4 separate regions of the Homo sapiens genome follow, and regions 2, 3 and 4 are each linked to region 1. A link is a contact called in ENCODE Hi-C or POLR2A ChIA-PET data. All regions are on one chromosome and are shown on one strand. Each heading gives the region's core, a stretch centred on a gene start or an enhancer-like site at or near the end of the contact. The rest is flanking DNA. Distances are from core to core; before and after follow the strand shown.

Region 1 (2,907 bases), core at 133-2,632:
TTATGATCTGATTCTAAGGCCAATACTTCACCAGAAGGCTCTATCTTGAAGTCTGACACGTTTGAGATTAGTTAAAACTAGACTACCAATTTTGGTTTTTTCTTTGTTTTTTGAGACAGAGTCTCACTATCACCCAGGCAGGAGTGCAGTGGCGATATCTTGGCTCACTGCAACCTCTGCCTCCTGGGTTTAAGGGATTCTCCTGCCTCAGCCTTCGGAGTAGCTGGGACTACAGGCGTAAGCCACCACACCCGGCTAATTTTTGTATTTTTAGTAGAGATGGGGTTTCACCATGTTGGCCAGCCTGGTCTCGAACTCCTGACCGCAGGTGATCCGCCTGCCTCGTCCTCCCAAAGTGTTGGGATTACAGGCGTGAGCCAACGCGCCCAGCCTAGACTAGCAATTTCTCAAAGGGTGGTCTGCAGACTCCTGCATCAGAATCACTGGCAGTGTGTGTTAAAAATTCAGATTTCCTGACGGTGTCCATGACCGAAGGAATCAACACCTTCGGCCGGGCGTGGTGGCTCACGCCTGTAATCCCAGCACTTTGGGAGGCCGAGGTGGGCGGAACACCTGAGGTCAGGAGTTCGAGACCAGCCTGGCCAACATGGTGAAACTCCATCTCTACTAAAAATACAAAAATTAGCCAGGCGTGGTGGCGGTCGTCTGTAATCCCAGCTACTCGGGAGGCTGAGGCAGGAGAATCCCTTGAACCTGGGAGGCGGAGGTTGCAGTGAGCCGAGATAGTGCCACTGCACACCAGCCTGGACGGCAGAGCAAGACTCCATCTCAAAAAAAAAAAAAGCACCTCCAAGTGATTCTGTTGCAGGGGATCTGTGGATGATGCAGATTTTTTTTTTGTTTTTAATTTTTTATAGAGAAAGGGTCTCCCTATGTTCCCCAGACTAGTCTCGAACTCCCGGGCTCAAGCGATCCTCCCACTTCGGCCTCCCAAAGTGCCGGGATTACTGGCATGAACCACCACACCTGGCCCAGAATTTCGGATTGTTCTTATGCAGACGAAAGCATTAGGACTCATATCTAGGTTACCGGAATTGTTGAAAGCCAACAGCACACGGCATTAGCCAACTTCAGCCCTGCTCAACAGCCTCTATCCAAATCAGCTCCCGGAGCCGCTTAGCAGCCTGCAGCCGCTGAACAGAACTGAGCACGCGCAATATTTAATCCCCACGGGCGCTGGGTGGGGCTCCCTAGGACCCCGCCCCCTACCAACCTGCGGAGCCAGGGGGCGGGGCTCTCCAAAGTAATTCCGGCTTCTCCCGGCAGCGGCCCAAATCCCCGCCCCCAGCTCTCGGACCAATCAAACGGCAGATTGCTGAAACAAAGGACCAATGCCCAGGGCGGTCCTTAATTCCTCCCTGCAGTTTGAAACTGTCAGGTTGCCGTCTAGGTAGCGGTTGTGCTTGCTGAGGCTGCACTTGCTGACACTGCAGCTGCGACGCGGCTAAGAGGCGCAGAGCGAGGAGTCGGGATTTGGTCGCGAGCGGCGACGGTGGGTAGCAGCGCTCCGGGCAGATCCTGCGTCCCTGCATCCCTGGCGAAAGTAGTGGAGGGAGATTTAAAGTTCCTTGGCGCGTGTTTCCTCCCCCTGGGCTCTTCCCCAGACCGCGAGTGATTCAGCTGTTGTGCCGGAAGGTCCCAAAGTTTCCCCTCCGAGGCGTGCAGGAAGAGGAAGTGAGCAGGAGTGAGGGATGCTGAGCGATTACTGTCATCAGAGGTTCCGGTCACTTAAAACGTTGAGAAAAAATAACCATGTATAAAGCTCTGTTGTGCTTAAGTAAGATTTTTCTTAAAACAGGCTGGGTCGGAAGGTGATGGAAGAAAACTTATGGCCTTTTGCTTACTGCAATGGCTTTTCTCCTCTGCTTCTAGTCCCTGCTTTGGGGAGGGGCTGGCGCGCCCCTTTCCTTGAGTGCAGCTAGGCCTGGTGAAAGGCACAGGCGACATCACCCTGCTGCTAGTTTGCATGTTAATTCGCTCTTCCTTTGCCTCTTGGGGGTTCCATTTGAATTCCCAGACCCCTGTTTTGCTGTCAGCCAGATAATTACCAAGATGTTATTTTATGTTTCTGGCAACAGAGAAGCACACAAAAGTTTTGATCTTGTTTTCTGATACCTTGGATTAGAGACTACTGAAAATGTAGTGAACTAATGTGCGTCCGCCACCCATTAAAGCAGTTTTCATTTTTCTCCTTTGTTTCTGAACCTAGAAACAGTAAGGAAAATGCTACTGTTCTAGAGTTTCAAATAACTCATACCTTGTTGACATAAAGCAGGGCAGATGGAAGATAGCATATTTTCCAAGAGTGCGGTGGGTTTTTTTGTGTCTGCAGTGTGTCCATATTAAGAAACAATTTTTGAGATCTGACCATACTTACTAGCTCATTTTTAAATAATCAGCACCCCCCCCCCCCCACCCCTGTTACCTGCCTGGTCTCAAATCCTGAAGGAAGAAGTGAATAAAAATATAAATGGACCAAGTTATCACAGTGGTAGATTTGAAGTCAGTGAAGCAGCCATTCCTTGCTGCAGATACATGCACTTATTTTATCCTCCCTAATTGGCTTAACTAAAGACAGTCATGCTGAGATTTAGTTTACTTAACATGTGTATGCACAGTGATACTCACTGGAAAAAGTTGAACTTTCCTTTCCACAATTTAGTTCCAGCCTGTGTTTCCATTCTATTTTTGCACTTTTCCCTGTATCTTCCTTTTCTATTTCAATTTCCTCATCTCTCATTTATTTTTCAGCCCACTGTGACTAAGACCTGTAATTGTTTTACTTTCCAGTGAAATTGTTCAAGCAAACGTCTCAGCAACCTCCTAATCTCCAAATTCTATCCAATCCTCATGGTTCTTTGGCATCTAATTCTATTTTCTTCTCAA
Region 2 (2,907 bases), core at 155-2,654, 1.8 Mb before region 1:
TTTTGTTTTACTTAAAGATAAGTCCCTCTTTCCCAGGGGATAGTCTCTGTTTTGGTCTGTCTTCAACTGTATGCAGACTGCAATTTGGGGCTAGCACACAGAAGGCAACATGCTCCTGATCCTTGGGAGTGTGTTCTTGCCGAGTGCACTCAAAAGGAATACAAAGATGAATTATAGGAGATCCGAGTTCCAGAGGGACTGTAAGTTTGTGTAGCTGCTCACAACCAACTTAGCTTAAAGTGGGATGTATGGCTCTCTCTTATTGGTGACTGGGACATTATGCCTTGTCCCTCCAGAGCAGCATTTTATGTGATTCCTTTCTGCTTCTCTAGTGCATCTGTGTCCAATACATGTTTGCTGAATTAATGCATTAGTTGGGACATTTGTAGATTCCCTACAACAATTTACTGCTAGGAGGATTATTTGAACCTAATACATATGCAAATATATATATTTATACTTTTGCAAACATGATATGTATAAGTAGTTCCTAGACCAGTGATTTTCAGACCTTGCTACTCATCAGAATCACCTGAGGAGCCTTCCCAAAACCCCGATTCCTACGTCCCAACCACAAAGATTATTTTAATGAGTCTGAGGTGGAAGCCAGGAATCTACATTTTCAAAAGCTACCCAGGTAATTCTGATATGCAGTCAGCATAGATAACCACAGCCCTTTGACTACCTAAGAAAATGTAGTAGTCAAAAAAAGGTATATGAACTGCCTTCTATTCTTTAGGGAGATTCTATGTTAATATAGCATACGGTCAAGAACACTACCAATGTAGCCACTTCCTAGCTGTTATCTTTAGACAAATTACCTAATCATTCAGAGCTTTAGTTTCTTGATGTGTAAAATAGAGGATATAGGTTTACCATGAGGATTTATGTAAAGCCTTAGCACAGTAGCTGTACTATAGCACACAGTAAATGTTGGCCGGATTTATTCGGCTGTACACATGAGCCACTGGATTTGTCTGGATGCAGAAGTCTACTGCGGTACACCTTCTTCAGCAAGCTCTTGGGAAAGCAGGGGAGATTTCCTGGTACCCTAGGAAGTGGAGGATACTAAAGCCATGTCACAGGGAGGGGCATTATTCTTCGTGCGCGCTTGCTCGCCGGGGTCGGGTTGCTGCTCCGCGCGCGTCCACCAGGGGCCGCTCGAGCTACCTAAGCTCCGTGCGCTACCCGGCGGCGCTCCCGCGCGTGCTCACTCGGAGCAGCGCGCGCCCCGCAATCGCCGCAGCCGCCCCCGCCGTCGGCCGCCGCACCCCAAGCGACTGCCCAAACTAAGCCTCCGTGGCTGGGTACGGGAGCGCTTTGGGGACAAAAATTCTCCCTCAACTGTGGTCTGCATTCCTTCGGCCCGTGGGCTGATCTGGGGCGGGAAGTATTAGCGTCTCAGTTGCGCTGCAGCCGGGGAGGAAGGAGGAGGCCGAGCCTGGGGCGGAGTTTGGGCTGACTGGGGCTGGACCGGGCAAGACGCCGCCGCTGCCCGGATGTTGCGATGGCTGATCGGGGGAGGCCGAGAACCGCAGGGACTGGCCGAGGTAAACCCCGGGTGGGTCTGCTCTGCGTCCGTCGAGCTTGCTGGAGGGGCGGCTTCGTTCCGGTTCGGCCTTCCTGGGTTCCGACCGCGGGGACCCGGGCGGAGGCGGGGCTGGCTGCTGAGCTCGTGCCACGCGCTGTTCTCACGACGGTGGGGGCGGAGGGCGCGGGAGCCGGAGCTCCTCAGACCCGGCGGGACCCCAGGCGCACCCTGGAGCTGCAGACCCCCGGCCCCGTCCCACGGCTAGCTGAATCGTGAGATCCTGGCTCAGGGACGCTCAGCTGGTCAGCAGTCCTATTGGGACCTGTGACAACTTAGGGCTTCTGGCTACCGAAACTATCTTCATTTCCACTTAAAAAGTATACGATTTAGCTAGAAACGAACGAGTTGTGACCGCAGCTTTCCACTTTTGGTTTATTTGAATTGGTGTCTCTTCCTGGCGTCTACTGATACTTGGTCAGGGAATATAAAATTAATTTACTTATCCAACAACCGAAAAAGGATATAATTATTTTTAAAAAGTAATCTGCTTCAAGGTCAAGAACATGATTTTCTAATTAACTGCTGTTTTTGGTTTCATAGTCACACTTTCTTCATGGGCCCGAATAATTGAATAGACCGTGTGTAATGAAATTTACATTTGAAATGTGAATAAAATAATTTTTGCAGTCTTGGAAATTTTGAGGTCCCAAATTTATTTCGTATGCCACACAAGAACTTTCATGCGCGTCCGTGTGAAGAGACCACCAAACAGGCTTTGTGTGAGCAATAAAAGCTTTTAATCACCTGGGTGCAGGCGGGCTGAGTCCGAAAAGAGAGTCAGCGAAGGGAGATAGGGGTGGGGCCGTTTTATAGGATTTGGGTAGGTAAAGGAAAATTACAGTCAAAGGGGAGTTGTTCTCTGGCGGGCAGGAGTGGGGCAAGGTGCTCAGGGGAGCTTTTTGAGCCAGGATGAGCCAGGAAAAGGACTTTTACAAGGTAATGTCATCACTTAAGGCGAGGACCGGCCATTTTCACTTTTGTGGTGGAATGTCATCAGTTAAGGCGGGGCAGGGCATTTTCACTTCTTTTGTGATTCTTCAGTTATTTCAGGCCATCTGGGCGTATATGTGCAAGTCACCGGGGATGCGATGGCTTAGCTTGGGCTCAGAGGCCTGACAAGAACAGAATTTGTGAATTGCATTTTATTTCTCATAAGAAGTATTTGTTTAGATTGTTAAAAGTAAGAAATTGGATTGTTGAGAGTAGGCAGTCTTCTCAATTTTAACTTCCGCATGTCTTTGCAGTTGACGGTATTGTCTGTTTTTAAAAATTTCTTATTTCAGATTAATCCTAAATCCTTGAGATTGTGGATTATT
Region 3 (2,907 bases), core at 124-2,623, 1.3 Mb before region 1:
GCCCGCCGCCACGCCCGGCTAATTTTTGTATTTAGTAGAGACGCCCGGCTAAATTTTGTATTTCACCATGCTGGCCAGACTGCTCTCGAACTCCTGACCTGGTGATCTGCCCGCCTCGGCCTCCCAAAGTGCTGGGATTACAGGCGTGAGCTACCGCGTCCAGCCAAGGTTGTTTTTAATGTGACAGTTTAAGTATTAACATTTGCCCCTACCATCTTGGAAACGAAATAAGCTGCTTAACGTCTCCAACAAAAGCAGTTATATATCGTCCCTACTTACACAAGAAAGCCGAAGATGATAAACGCCCAGAAGAGCAACCTTAAACAGGTATAGCATTCAAAAGTTTGTAAAATTGTTTGTTTTACTTCACCTTTACTACTGTGAGCTATCATTCTCATTTAATGGGGAACTGAGACTCGGTATATAAGTTCACACACCCAGTGAATAGCAGAGATGGGATTCTGACTCAAGTCCAGCATTTTAATAAACTCAAATGTGATCTACAGTAAATGCGCCTACTGCCAATGGGATGTTAGGTCAAGTGAGAATGAAGACAATGTAGCCACAGTACTTAAGTTCAATTCACGCCAGCCGCGAGACATTGATTTAAATCAAGTAACCTGAACTCAGGTTTGCTCCTAAGGTACTTGGAATTGTAACTGCGCTGAGCTTCTACTTATTTACTTTAAGTACTCTACAGTAGTTCTGAGCCCCTGCCAGGGACCCCTTCCGAGGCTATCACGGGCTTCGAAGGCCTCGCCTGGGCTGGATGGGGCGCGGGGCTGAGGAGGACCGCGCACCTGCGTGCGGAGCTCCTGGTTGTTGCTTTCTGCGTTCTGGTACAGCCGTTCTGTGTGATGCAGCAGCTTCTCGATCTCCCGCACCTGCCGCTTGCAGCTCCGCAGTTCACGTTCCAACTTCTCCACCTTCCGCCTTAGCTGGGCCAGCTCAGGCTCGGGGGAGGTGGGCGGCGGCGGCGACCGCGGCGGGGACGGCGCCTCCGAGGCCATGAGCTCCGGCGCGAGACTGCTCGTCGCCGCGGAGGGGCTGCGTTCAGGCCGAAACGGACGCCGGCGGACCCAGAGACCACTGGAGCGCGCGGGCAGCGAAAGGCAGCCTCACACCCGGCTGGCCGCGGTGGCCCCTGGCCATGACGCCCTGAAACTCACTTGTAGCCGAACGGGGCTGCGAGCAACGAGCAAGGGGACCGAGGATGGCCCCTGCCCGATGTGCGCGGCCTGCAAACCGGAAAACTTTCCTGGAAACTACCTTCTCCAGCTACAGAGACAGAGGGAGGAGCGTCGGATAAGCAGTCGGAAAACCAGAGGCCAGAAGAGCTCCAGCAGCTCCCCAGTTGAGCCGGAAACAACGGCGCCAGCGGCAGGCGGGACCAAGACGGAACAGGAAGCGACGGAAAGCGGGAAGACCTGACAGTGTACGTGCCGACGTCTCGGCCTGCGGAGGGGCGTTACCTGAGGGCGTGGAGAGCTGTGGCAATGTGGCTACCGAAGCCCTAAGAGCGACAGGGAGGCTTGCAGCCTCTGGTCTCAGACATTTGCACGTGCGGATGTTCTTTGAACAAACTTTTAGTATAGCATGCATTTCCTATCTCCTTGTTTTACAAATAAGAACAGAGTATCCCAGAAATGATTTGTGGGGACTATGATGCTCTACTTATGTCAACTGAAGAATGAGGAGGTTAATAAATTTAGAAAAGGGCTTTATTTCTCATGAAGGGTTACAGCCTGCAGGGTGGCCTTTCTGACAGGCTTGGAAGCATAGCCTCTGGTCAGAAGCTGAGAACAGACACTTGGAAGGAAGGACAAAGGGAACAGAAATTTATGCTGAGCAGGGTGGCCAAATATATTCAATGAGCTGTAGGAGGATTCATGAATATTTATGAAAGGAGAAATATGCACATGCACAATTAAGCTTCCTGCCTCTCTATGGGACCCATATTCAAAAAATGGTGGTGTTAGCATGATCCCAGTGTGAAGTTTTCAGCCCTCTGATGTCAAATGGCAAAGCAGAGGACATGAAAACCCTCGCTGTGAGTCCCTGGTAGATTGGCCAGAACTTCTCTGTGGTTGGTGGTCTCTTATCAGGAAGGAATGCTGGTTGGTGTGAAATCAGCCCAACTGTCCTATAGAACTGATGTTTATGGTTTCTTTTGAATAAACCTGGAAATTTACCCTCCCAGTCTTAAAACTTCAGAAAGTTACATCTTTCTTATCTGAGTTCCTTTCTTGGGAAACCAACCATGAGGCCTCCCAGATAGTATCAAGGAATTGAAACTTACCAGATCACTGCATCTGGACAATGAGGCACCATACCCCTCACCCATCATGATTGCCTAACCAGCCACCTGCTGCCTGTTGAACAAGTCCTCATCCTTACCGCTCACTAATTCCTGTTTTCTCACATGTAGTCACATTTCTCCCTTGCCATATAAACCTCTAATTTTAGTTGGTTGAGGAGATGGATTTGAGACTGATTTCCTATTCTCCTTGGCTGCAGCACCCAAATAGAACCTTCTTCCCTGGCAATACTCCTTGTCTCAATGACTGGCTTTCTATGTAGTGAACAATGGGTCTATTCAGTCAGTTCAGGGGCTCAGAATTTTACTTTTATTTCTCATTTAGTCATTCTTCTGGTTCCTGAGTTTAGACCCCCCGGGAAAATAGAGCAAGTACATTAGGTCTGAGTCGCAAAAAGGAGCATCCCTGGTGGGAAAATAAGAGAGAGACAATATTCTGTGGAAAAGGGGAGAAAAATGCTCTGGTTTGGTGCATTTATTTGGTCTTTTGTCTGCATGACCCTGGCATTGGTTTGCCAATATTTAAACTGATGTGGCCTTCTTTGGAACACACTTCCTTCCTTTGCCAAAGTCATTTAGAATTAGATCAT
Region 4 (2,907 bases), core at 262-2,761, 1.0 Mb after region 1:
CCCACTCTGGCCTTAGCAGATTGGATACCAAAGGCTCATTAGTGTGTGTGTCTAAAATAGAGACTGATAATACCCATTTAGTTGTACAAAACAGAAGGAAACCATGAGCCTTCTGATTGTAGAGAATGAACCATTTCTGCCATCAGCATCTTGGGCCTCTGCAGCTTGAGCCTAGGCACCTGTCCTATCTGGGGTCAGAACACATTATTCAGTTAGTTTGACATTCCCTCCCCACCTGTTCAGGGTCCTGCAAGCACACTTAAGCTCTATAGTATCCACTGGGTACAGCGACAGGCTTGGGGAATGCCAGGAGGCAGTACAGTTAGCACCAAATTACAATTCTGCAGGGCACGATACGCCTTCAGGACAGTCCCACCTACACAGGTCTCACACTGAGGGGACAGTGTGTGGCGTCTTCAAACATCTCCCCAGGGGAACCTGCCTTGTCTATGGTGTGATTGGCTGACTCCCATGACAAAACTCACCCTGTCTGCAGCCAAAGGGTGAGAGAGACAGAGGCGCTATCTAGGGGTCTGTAAAAGAGGAAGCAGGGAGAGCAGGCAACATGATCGGTGTTGAGAAACAAAGTTGGATACTGCCTAACCACTGACCGCAGAAACGTAGTCAGATGCAAACATGTCACATTTTATATGGAAGAGATTTTAGGAGAGAGGGCAGTTTTAGGCAGTGCTCGAAACTGAGGACTTCTGCCATTTGAGCTGTTACCAGGAGATGTGAGGAGAGGTGAGGGGGCGAAACTGGCCTATAAATGACAGTCAGCTTTGGGGGATTCCTGGTCCCTCAAGAGAGCTTGTCTAAGCCCTTCGGGTAACTTATCCCTTTGCACGTCCTTCAAATAAGGAGCTGTCACTTTCCTCCCCAGCTCCGGTGTCCCCTCCGTCCATGCCATTTGCCCAACAAGGCCTCAGAGCAAACTCCCTCTTCCACTTACTATCCGGCTCTCAAACCAGGGTTCCTGAGCACCCAAGGTGTCCCTTAAGAAGCAGTAGGAGGGTGGGGGCAAGAGCGTGGGTTCAGTCCATGTGGCGCTGGGCAGATCGCCTGCCAGCTCCCAGGCGGTTTCTCGTCTGCGCAGTGGGGTGGTGAGGGTCTGCACAGCGCTCCGGGGTGGTCCGCCTCTCCCCTCCCCCAGGACAACTCCCGGCCGGGCCGGGAGCGCTCACCGTCGAAACGCTTCCTCCAGCAGGGTGCAGGAGGGGCCCGCCGTGGAATTGGGGCTGTGGCTGATGTAGAAGTTCTCCGGGGCGAGATGCAGCAGGTTCGGGGTCATCTTCACCAAGAGCGGCAGGGGCCACAGCGCCGGCCCCGGCTTGGCCGAGACGCTCGGGGCCCGAGCCGCCTCCGCCACCTGCACCACCAGCGCCACCTGAGTCAGCAGCGCCAACATCGCCGCCAGCAGTGTCGCCAACAGCAGCGCCAGCAGCATGGGCGGCCGGGGCAGCCCCAGCCCGCACAGCTCCATGGCCGCTCGGCTGCTTTCCGCCCGGTCTGCCGAGCCGGAGCCTCGGGACCCGACTTCCCGCCCGGCCCGGATCAGAGGAAGCGCGGCCGCGGGTGAGTCACCGAGTCAGATGACTGCGCGCGCCCGCCCCCGACTCCGCCTCCAGGCCCCGGGAGCGTCCTCGCCCAGCCCGCCCTGTCCAGGTCACCTCGAGAATTTCCTCCAGGGGTGCCCTCGGGTAGGAGCAGAGCCCAGACAGCAACCTCAAACACGGGATGGCTAAAGTAAGAAAAATGCCCGGTGCTGGCCGTACGTGGTGGCTCACGCCTGTAGCCCCAGCACTTTGGGAGGCCGAGGCGGGCGGATCACCTGAGGTCAGGAGTTCAAGACCAGCCTGGCCAAATTGGTGAAACCCCGACTCTACAAAAATACAAAAATTAGCCGAGCATGATGGCGGGTGCCTGTAGTCCCAGCTACTCGGGAGGCTGAGGCAGGAGAATCTCTTGAACCCGGGAGGCGGAGGTTGCAGTGAGCCGAGATCGCACCACTGCACTCCAGCCTGGGTAACAGAGCAAGACTCCGTCTCAAAAAAAAAAAAAAAAAAAAAGAAAAGAAAAAGAAAACGGCCCAGTGCACAGGCTCGGGACGCCAGGCCGACACCGGGTCGCCGCTCACGCTGTCAACACGGGCGCTCTCCTGTGGATCCCTGGCTTCGGTGAAGCTGGAGAAGCCAAGCTTGAGGAGCACCTTTCTCCTCTCAGCCCAACCACCAGATAACCGAGATGAGAGCTGAGTTTATTTGCTCCTAAGTCTAGGCTTTTCTGTAACAGCACTTCAGCTGTGGTCAATAAAGCCTTCCTATCAGAACTCCCTGGGGCAGAGCATGCCCAAGGAATCCTGAGAGAGAACATCTTGGCTCATCTGTGTGGGTCCCGATATAAAGGATCCCAACTGACAAGTTTGATTTCATAACCCATCCCTAAGGAAGAGCCAGTGAAGTCACATGACGAACACGGACTGGAGATGCCAAAGGGAGAAGAGGTGTTCTCTTACCAGAAGGAGAAAACGCTAGGCAGACCAAAACCACAGATCTGCTATATAAGTATTCTGAAAATGAGGGTGGAAGAGCTTTAAGGAAAGACTTCAAAGAAATGTAATGATTAGGCCAGGTGCGGCGGCTCACGCCTGAAATCCCAGCACTTTGGAAGGCGAAGGAGGGCGGATCACAAGTTCAGGAGTTCGAGACCAGCCTGGCCACCAAAGTGAAACCCCGTCTCTATTAAAAATACAAAAATTAGTTGGGCGTGGTGGCGGGCGCCTGTAATCCCAGCTACTCAGGAGCCTGAGGCAGGAGAATCGCTTGAAACCGGAAGGTGGAAGTTTTAGTGAGCTGAGATCACACCTCTGCACTCCAGCCTGGGCAACAAGAACAAGACTCCATCTTA

Evidence for each region. Hi-C counts contacts between places; a loop is a spot of excess contacts on that map. ChIA-PET counts read pairs that join two places held with the same protein, here RNA polymerase II (POLR2A). Pooled maps may share reads with other maps.
Region 2: a map of psoas muscle shows a loop between it and region 1 (14-fold over the local background). The contact joins the promoter of WDR41 here to the promoter of POC5 in region 1. A Hi-C loop is called at or near these places in 3 of 168 maps with a recorded cell type or tissue (CD4-positive, alpha-beta T cell, naive thymus-derived CD4-positive, alpha-beta T cell and psoas muscle) and 12 of 50 pooled maps.
Region 3: a loop to region 1 is called in a map of CD8-positive, alpha-beta T cell, with 5 times the contacts of the local background. The contact joins the promoter of AGGF1 here to the promoter of POC5 in region 1. A Hi-C loop is called at or near these places in 3 of 168 maps with a recorded cell type or tissue (CD8-positive, alpha-beta T cell and naive thymus-derived CD4-positive, alpha-beta T cell) and 14 of 50 pooled maps. POLR2A ChIA-PET finds 5 or more read pairs at or near these places in 1 of 52 experiments (activated T-cell).
Region 4: a map of B cell shows a loop between it and region 1 (18-fold over the local background). The contact joins the promoter of HEXB here to the promoter of POC5 in region 1. A Hi-C loop is called at or near these places in 2 of 168 maps with a recorded cell type or tissue (B cell and heart right ventricle), 1 of 37 single-sample maps with no recorded cell type and 11 of 50 pooled maps.

What each region holds. Positions count from the first base shown.
Region 1 is chr5:75,715,912-75,718,818 of GRCh38, reverse strand. It overlaps POC5 (POC5 centriolar protein), which reads left to right and starts at 1,382. Exons shown (of 12, transcript NM_001099271.2): 1 at 1,382-1,513. It overlaps LOC441087 (a long non-coding RNA gene), which reads right to left and starts at 1,387. Exons shown (of 3, transcript NR_149046.1): 1 at 1,235-1,387. RefSeq lists an enhancer at 1,677-1,986.
Region 2 is chr5:77,490,813-77,493,719 of GRCh38, reverse strand. WDR41 (WD repeat domain 41) reads left to right here and starts at 1,404. Exons shown (of 13, transcript NM_018268.4): 1 at 1,404-1,550. The coding sequence starts at 1,500. RefSeq lists silencers at 1,099-1,238, 1,679-1,898 and an enhancer at 1,019-1,942.
Region 3 is chr5:77,028,870-77,031,776 of GRCh38, reverse strand. It overlaps AGGF1 (angiogenic factor with G-patch and FHA domains 1), which reads right to left and starts at 1,373. Exons shown (of 14, transcript NM_018046.5): 1 at 801-1,373. The coding sequence starts at 1,010. RefSeq lists enhancers at 556-1,135, 1,147-1,496, 1,136-1,715.
Region 4 is chr5:74,683,837-74,686,743 of GRCh38, reverse strand. HEXB (hexosaminidase subunit beta) reads right to left here and starts at 1,511. Exons shown (of 14, transcript NM_000521.4): 1 at 1,185-1,511. The coding sequence starts at 1,483. RefSeq lists enhancers at 534-623, 634-683, 744-793, 1,299-1,799 and a silencer at 1,484-1,823.